Regions from separate parts of the Homo sapiens genome. Here region 2 is linked to region 1. Evidence: read pairs that join two places in POLR2A ChIA-PET (ENCODE). Cell type or tissue: B cell. All regions are shown on one strand.

What was found. Peaks named below come from ENCODE experiments on the same cell type or tissue, not always from the same donor. Only the 100,000 strongest peaks of a DNase experiment are listed, where the experiment ranks them.
Region 2: POLR2A ChIA-PET joins it to region 1 with 7 read pairs; 3 of 35 experiments call an interaction of 5 or more read pairs at or near these places.

Annotation. Positions count from the first base shown.
Region 1 is chr2:97,960,983-97,964,982 of GRCh38, reverse strand. All of the region lies in intron 1 of TMEM131 (transmembrane protein 131), which reads left to right. Among named protein-coding and RNA genes, the nearest start is that of TMEM131, 33 kb to the left of the region's middle. RefSeq lists an enhancer at 1,762-1,841. In B cell, no CTCF peak of the experiment used is centred here; no DNase peak of the experiment used is centred here; H3K27ac peaks cover 1,319 bases.
Region 2 is chr2:97,848,798-97,852,797 of GRCh38, reverse strand. The region is part of intron 5 of TMEM131 (transmembrane protein 131); the gene reads left to right. Among named protein-coding and RNA genes, the nearest start is that of ZAP70, 140 kb to the right of the region's middle. In B cell, no CTCF peak of the experiment used is centred here; no DNase peak of the experiment used is centred here.

The sequences.
Region 1 (4,000 bases):
AGTGGGTGTCTCACACAGGGGAGACCAACTCATCTGGCACCCTAGAAACTCTCTTTCCCACAAAAAAGAATTGTATCTATATTTTATAGATGAAGAGACTGAGGTTGTAAAGACCAAGAGTCAGTGTTTTCCCAAAGTTTGCTGATAATAGTGTGTATTAATTTACTGCTTGGTAACTTATTTCTGTTTTATAGATTAGTATCTTCCTTCCCAGGATTTGTTGGAATTAAATAAGAATAGTGCATGCAGATTGCATAGTACAGTGTCAGGATGTAGAAAGCATTTAGGAGATATGGTTAGACATTTTACTTGGGTTATTTCTGTTTCGATGTGTTTTTCTGTCTGGGAGTAAACAGGTGGTTTAAGGAAAAATCTTGATTGCAGTAGAATTGACTTAGTCAAGGACGTATATTTCAAATGTGTGTTTAACAAGCTTGATATGATAAAAATAGATCCAATTCTTAGTTGCATGTGATTTTTGCTTTCCTCTGTAATATTTATTTGACTGTTTTAAAGAAATTATGGAAAACATTGACTTCTTTCCCAACTGTATTTCCCTGCAATTTGTTTGCAGTGGAACTGAATTTACTCTAAAGAGGAGGTATGTGGCTTGCATATCATTTTCAGTAATAGGAAGTGACATGAGCAAAATTGCAAGGAAACAGAGATTAGAGACCAGCCTTGAATAAATCCAGTATAAAAGTAGAATGCCTTAACATTTCTCCTAATTTCCTAAATTGTATTACAGCAGTATTTTTGACCTTGTAGGTGGTGGTCTCCTTTATTATTATTATTTTGTCTGGGGACATAGGAGATTTCTTGAGAAAGACCTTTAACTGCAGCTGTATGTGGTAATAAGTGTGTAGGGATTGCTGTCATTCTATTAGTAGAACATTCAGGAATGTGAATGCTTGATTTGCCAGTTTCCTTGGAAGTCGGTTGGAGTATTAGAATATTACTGTACACTATACCTGTGCCACTTTTATGTAAGCCTGTTAGAACTGGATTCTGGAAAACATTTATATTTGAGAAGTTAACTTATTCTTCCAAATATTAATTCATTCTGTATCTAGATATTTCAGACTTTTAGCAAAAATTTACCACTATGCATTTGCATAGAAGAAAAACTTTTAAAAATATGTGATGTAGTATAAACATCTGATTTATAAGTGAAGATAAAATTATTCTAGCTTATATATAACAACAACAACAAAGGGAAATTATTCTAGCAATCTCAAAAATTCTTATTGTATTTATTTATTTTTTGAGATGGAGTTTTCACTCTTGTCACCCAGGCTGGAATGCAGTGGCGCGATCTCCGCTTACTGCAACCTCCGTCTCCCTGGTTCAAGCGGTTCTCCTGCCTCAGCCTCCTGAGTAGCTGGGATTACAGGTGCCCACCACTAAGCACAGCTAATTTTTGTAATTTTAGTAGAGACAGGGTTTAGCCATGTTGGCCAGGCTGGTCACAAACTTCTGACCTCCAGTGATCTGCTCACCTCAGCCTCCCAAAATTCTGGGATTACAGGCATGAGCCACCATACCTGGCCTGCAATCTCAAAAATTCTTAAAGCTGACTGGTTCCTGAGACCTTAAGGAAACAAAAAAGCTATCAAAAATTAGTAAAGCTCCTTTTCTCCCACTTTTAACATACAAGAAATTAATAAAAGACAGAAATGAGGTGACATCTATGTGCCTTCAGGGTATTAAGAGCCCAGGGTAATAACCTACTTTAAAACAATGCTGTAAGGTTGAACATGACTAAACTTGTGCCAGCTTTCTTTTTCTTTCCTTTATGTTTTAGCCAACTCTATTGAGGTATAATTTGCATACAGTAATATTCACTAGTTTGAAGTGTGCATTTTGATTAGTTTCATAAACATACAGTTGTGAAAATGGCACCATCTTAATGTAGGACATTTCCATCATCTCAGAAAGTTCCCCTGTGCCTGTTAGCAATCAGTGCCTTTTCCTCATCACTGGTCTCAGGCAACAACTATTGCTCTGCTTTTTGTCACTTTCTGTAGCTGCTGCGTGGTCTAGAATTGTAAATAAATGGAATCATACTACATGCAGTCTTTTGTTTTGACTTGTTTCAGTTTGCATAATGCTTTTGAAATTCACGTTACATTTATCATGTTTGTTTCTTTTTATTGCTAAGTAAACTACAATTTAGTTTTTTACCTGTTAATAGATTTCTGGGTTGTTTCAAGTTTAGGGCTATTATGATTAAAGCTTTTATGAAGGTTTAAGTAAAAGTTTTTTTGTGGACAAATATTTTCATTTCTCGCAAGTAATACCTGGGAGTAGATTGATGAGTTGTATGGTAAGATTATGTTTAACTTCAGAAGAAACTGTCAAACCATTACCAGCAGGATGTGAGAGTTCCAGTTGATTTTACAGTATGTCTTTCCCCAACACTTGATGTTGTCAGTCATTTCAGTGGGTACTTAGTGGTATTTCATTATAGTTTTTTTTTGAGACGGAGTCTCACTCTGTTGCCCAGGCTGGAGTGCAGTGGCGCTATCTCAGCTCACTGCAAGCTCCACCTCCCGGGTTCACACCATTCTCCTGCCTCAGCCTCCCAAGTAGCTGGGACTACAGACACCCGCCACCACGCCCGGCTAATTTTTTTGTATTTTTAGTAGAGATGGAGTTTCACCCTGTTGGCCAGGATGGTCTCAATCTCCTGACCTTGTGATCCACCTGCCTCGGCCTCCCAAAGTGCTGGGATTACAGGCGTGAGCCACTGCGCCAGGCAGCCTTTTCATTTTTTAAGCAGCGTTTTTTGAGAGTAAATATTTTAAATTTTAATGAAGTACAGTTTTTCAATTTTTTCATTTACAGGTCTGTGTATATTCTGTATCCTGTAAGAATTTTTGCCTACCACAAGATCACAAAAATTTTCTCCTGTGTGTTTCTCTAGAACATTATAGTTTTAGCTGTTTATTTAGGTCTGTAATCCATTCTGAGCTAATTTTTATATATGGTAGGAGGTGGGAGTCAATATTCATTATTTGCGTATTCAAATAATGGGAATATGTAAATAATGCATATTGCAATAGGGAATAGAACACAAAAGCATGCTTTTTGTTGTTGTTGACTTTTAAAATATTGACCTACAATTTCCCGTAAGTTCACTTTTTAAAGTGCATTTGCATATTCAGCTGTTGCAGCACAATTTATGAAAAGACTTTCATTTTCCTCCATTGAGTTGCTTTGGCACCTTTATTGAAACTCAGTTGACCATGTATTTGCGTGTCTGTTTTTCGATTTTCAATTCTGTTCTGTTGATTTACATATCATTTTGTCAGTTCTGTATTAGCTTGGTTACGGCAGTCTTTTAGTAAGTCTTTAAAGGGAGGCAGTATGAATACTGCAACTGCTTTGGCTGTTTTAGTTACTTCCATTTCCATGTAAATTTCAGACTTGTCAATTTCGAAAACAACAACAACCTGAGATTTTGATTGAGAGCACATTAACTCTAATCAAACTGGTGAGAATTGATATAACAACATGGAGTTTTTAATCCCAAACAAGATTCATCTCTTTATTTAGATCTTTTTTAATTTCTTTAAACAGTATTTATCTCTCATGTTTTTGGAGGCTGTTGTATAGGGAATTGTATTTTTTCCATATACAACAATTGTATATTGTATACAAGTATACAAACAATTGGATATTTGTTCTGTATACAACCGATTGTATTTTTTCCAAATACAATGAAATTATATTTTATTTTATTTTTCAATTGTTCAGTGCTTGTATATAGAAATGTAATTGATATTTGTTATTAACTTTACGTGCTATAACCTTACTTGTTCTAATAGCACCTTTTTTTTTTTTAGATAGTGTTTACAGCTTCCTTTCCTTGTTCCCAATTTTGGGGGGAAACATTCAGTCTTTGACCATCAAGTACGATGTCAGTTGTAAGTTTTTAATAAGTGTTCATAATCGCTGAGGAAGTTCTTTCTATTGGCTTACTGGTAATTTTCATCAT
Region 2 (4,000 bases), 110 kb after region 1:
TGAAGCTTTGAAGCCAGGCACTGACTTCTCTTTAGATGGTATCTTCCAACAGAAGGCTGCTTGATCTACATGGAAAATTTGTTGTTTAGTGTGGCCACGTTCATCAATGATCTTAGCTAGATCTTCTGGATAACTTGCTGCAACTTGTACATCAGCATTTAATGCTTCACCTTGCACTTTTATGTGATGGAGCTGGCTTCTTTTCTTAAACCTCATGAATCGATCCCTTTTAGCTTTCAGCTATTCTGCAGCTTCCTCCCCTCTCTCAGCCTTCACAGAATTAAAGAGAGTCAGGGCCTTGCTCTGGATTAGACTTTGGCTTAAGAGAATGGTATGGCAAGGCCAGGCGTGGTGGCTCACGCCTGTAGTCCCAGCACTTTGGGAGGCTGAGGCAGGTGGATCACCTAAGGTCAGGAGTTCGAAACCAACCTGGCCAACGTGGTGAAACCCCATCTCTACTAAAAATACAAAAATTGGGTGTGGTGGTGTGCACCTATAATCTCAGTTACTCAGGAGGCTGAGGCACAAGAATCGCTTGAACCTGGAAGGCAGAGATTGCAGTGAGCCAAGACCACGCCATTGCACTCCAGCCTGGGCATCAAGCGAAACTCCATCTCAAAAAAAAAAAAAAAAAAAGAGAATGCCGTGGCTGCTTAGCTCTTCCATCCAGACCACTAAAGCTTTATCCCTATCAGCAATAAGGCTGTTTTCCTTCTTTACCACATGTGTGTTCACTGGAATAGCATTTTTAACTTCCTTCAACAACTTTTCCTTTGCATTCACAGCTTGGCTGTTTGGCACTAAAGGCCTAGCTTTGAGCCTCTCTTGGCTTTGAGCATGTCTTCCTCACTAACCTTATTTCCAGATTTTGGGTTAAAGTGAGAGATGTGCAACCCTTCCTTTTACTCCAACACTTACAGGCCATTGTAGGGCTACTAATTGGCCTAATTGTAATATTATTGTATCTTAGGAATAGGGAAGCTTGAGGAGAGGAAGGGAGTTGGGAGAACAGCAGTTGGTGGAGCAATGAGAACACACATAACATTTTTCGATTTAAGCTTGCCATCTTATGTGGGCATAATTTGTGGTGCCCTAAAACAATTTCAGTAGCAACATCAAAGATCACAGATCACCATGCAGATATAATAATAATGAAAAATTTGGAAATATTGCAAGATTGCCAAAATGTGACACAGAGATAGAAAGTGAGTACATGGTGTTGGAAAAATGACACTGATAGACTTGCTTGATGCGTGGTTGCTACAAACCTTTAATTTGTCAAACAAAAAACTGCAGTACCTGCGAAGTGCAGTAAAGCAAAGCACAATAAAATGAGATATGCTGTATGTTTTGAAGATACACCCAACAGGATTTCCTGATGTGGGATTTGAGAGAAAGAGAAGAGTCAAAATTGACTCTAGAATTTTGTCCTGAGCAACTAGAAGGACAGAGTTGAGTCAGCTGAATTGAAGAAGGCAGAGGGTAGAACGGGTTTCAGAGGTACAATCAGTAGTTCAATTTGGACATGTTAGATTTCAGGTATCTCCTAGATATCCAAGAGGAGGTGGCAAATAGGCAGATAGTATTCGAGTTTGGTATATGAGAACTCGACTAGAAATAGAAATTTAGGAGTCACTAGTGTATATCTGAAGCCATGGATCTGGATGAGATCACCAAGGAAGGAAAAAGCCCAGGGACTGAGCTATGGTACAGTGCTGACTTGGGAAAATTACGGTTTCTTAGTGGTATTACTAGAAACTCAGATCTCCTATCCATCATCTACATACTAGATGTCCAGTTCCGATAGTGGCAGAAAACTGCACTAAAAATTAAACATTCCATGGTGATTTTTCTAACTCTTTGGAGTTTAGATGGGCCTTAAAAGGGTATTGTTTGAATATAGACATTTTTAAATCAAATTAAGTTCTCATAAAAACCTTAAAGGAAACCAGTTTTCCTCTGGATACATTTTCAGTAATAAACATAGGCCTTATGAATCTCTTCATTGACACTAGAACTGTTCTTGGGTAGGAATACCATAATTCTAAAACTTTCACCTTTTTTTAGAGAACATTTTAGATTTTTTTTAGGTGGATACACAGCATTTATTGTACTAATTTTGCTACTGTTTTTTTTCTTTCAACTTTTATTTTAAGTTCAGGGATACATGTGCAGGATGTGCAGGTTCGTTACATAGGTAAATGTTTTTTTCACATCTTTTATATCAGAAATTGAGACCCATGTTACAGTCAAGGGCACCTTACAGTCATGGTCAGCCTGGATTAAGGGTGTGTTTTTCCAGAGAGGATGGCACTGGTGGTCTCAACACTACCAAGGAAACATTAAATTGTCTGCTTGAGGTTTTTTTAGACCACTGGTATGTATTCAGACCACACACCTCTATGAGTACTGATATATAGCGCAAATTCTAAGAATAAGTTAGTTTTTCTCCCTTCCTGCGGTGCCCAGAATGACTCACATAAGTTTTCTTCACTGCCCCTTTCTGTGGGTCAGGTTTGTACTTGTCATCCTCACTCCTTGTTTTATCTGAAGATCTGTTAGGTCTGCATTTTTGAACATTCTCTTTTTTTTCTTTTTCTCATTCTTGGTATGGTATAAAACATCTGTATTACAAGCACTGGCATCTTAGATGGGAAAATGATATTGTCATGTTTTGTTTTGTTTTGTTTTTTTCATACTGCCGGAGAGTCCTCTCTATGTCTCTCAGTGTCAGTTCTGTGAATCCTTATATTGTCAGAGGGAGTTAGGAAGGTGATAAAAGGGTGACCAGTCATATGATTCTGTAGAATTAAATTCACAACAATAAAAAGTGTGGGTGGACTGCCTGAACTCAGTGATATTATCTACTTCATTTCAAGATTTTGTTGTTTTAAAGTTAATTTGGCTTTAATCTTGCCCACCAAGAGTTAAACCTGAACATTCAATTATTTGTTCTTGCCCCAGGGGAACATGAACACTGAGACCCTTATGAAAAAAGGTCCAGGCTAAAATATGCTTGAGTGAATCCGCAACCCTCGTGGATTCACCCAAAACAGTAAAAAAAAAAAAAAAAAAAAAAAGAGAGAGAGAGATATACACACACAGACACACACATATATATACATAGACACACTGATGTATTTAATATATATTTTATATGTATTTGTTTTTAAATTATAGTATACTTGCAGTGAAATTCACCCTTTTAGTGTATAGTTCTGAGTTTTGACAAACCCATAAGGTCATATAATCAACAATTTGGTCAACTCAAACCACTGAGTGTAGCCTATTCCAGAAGACTGTATTAATGGAACCATGTAGCATATAGCATTTTTAGTCTGGCTTCTTTCTTTTAGCATAATGCATTTCATATTGGTTGGTGTAGTAGGCTGTATCAGTTCTTTGTACCACTTTATTATTATGGAATAGTATTTCATTGGCTGGCGGTGTCACTGTGTGGTTTATTCATTCACTAGTTGAAGACTTTTGGGGTGTTTCCAGTTTGGAGTTATTATAAATAAACTCACTGTAAATATTTACCTACAGATTTTAACAGTTTTTTATAACAACTGTTCCAGTTTGTATTCCCATGAGAAACATGAGAGTTTTGGTTGCTCCACATCCTTATTAGCACTCTGTATTGTGAGGTTTGGGTTTTTTGTGATGCGAGTCACTCAGCTAGGTGTACAGTGTTAGGCCATTTTTATCTTAATTTGCATTCTCCAGTGAAAATTGATTTTGAGCATCTTTTTATTTGCCATCCATATGTTTTCTTTGGTGAAGTGTCTGTTCAGTTCTTTGCCTGTTTTTTAAGTTGAGTTGTTTGTTTTCTCATTGAGTTCGTGAGAGTTCCTTATGTGTTCAGGATACAAGTCTTTCTTGAGATATGTGATTTGCAAGTCTTTTCTTCCAGTTTGTGTCATACCTTTTCATTCTTTTTATATAATATTTGAAAGAGCAGAAGTTTATAATTTTCATGGTGTCCAGTTTATCAAATTGT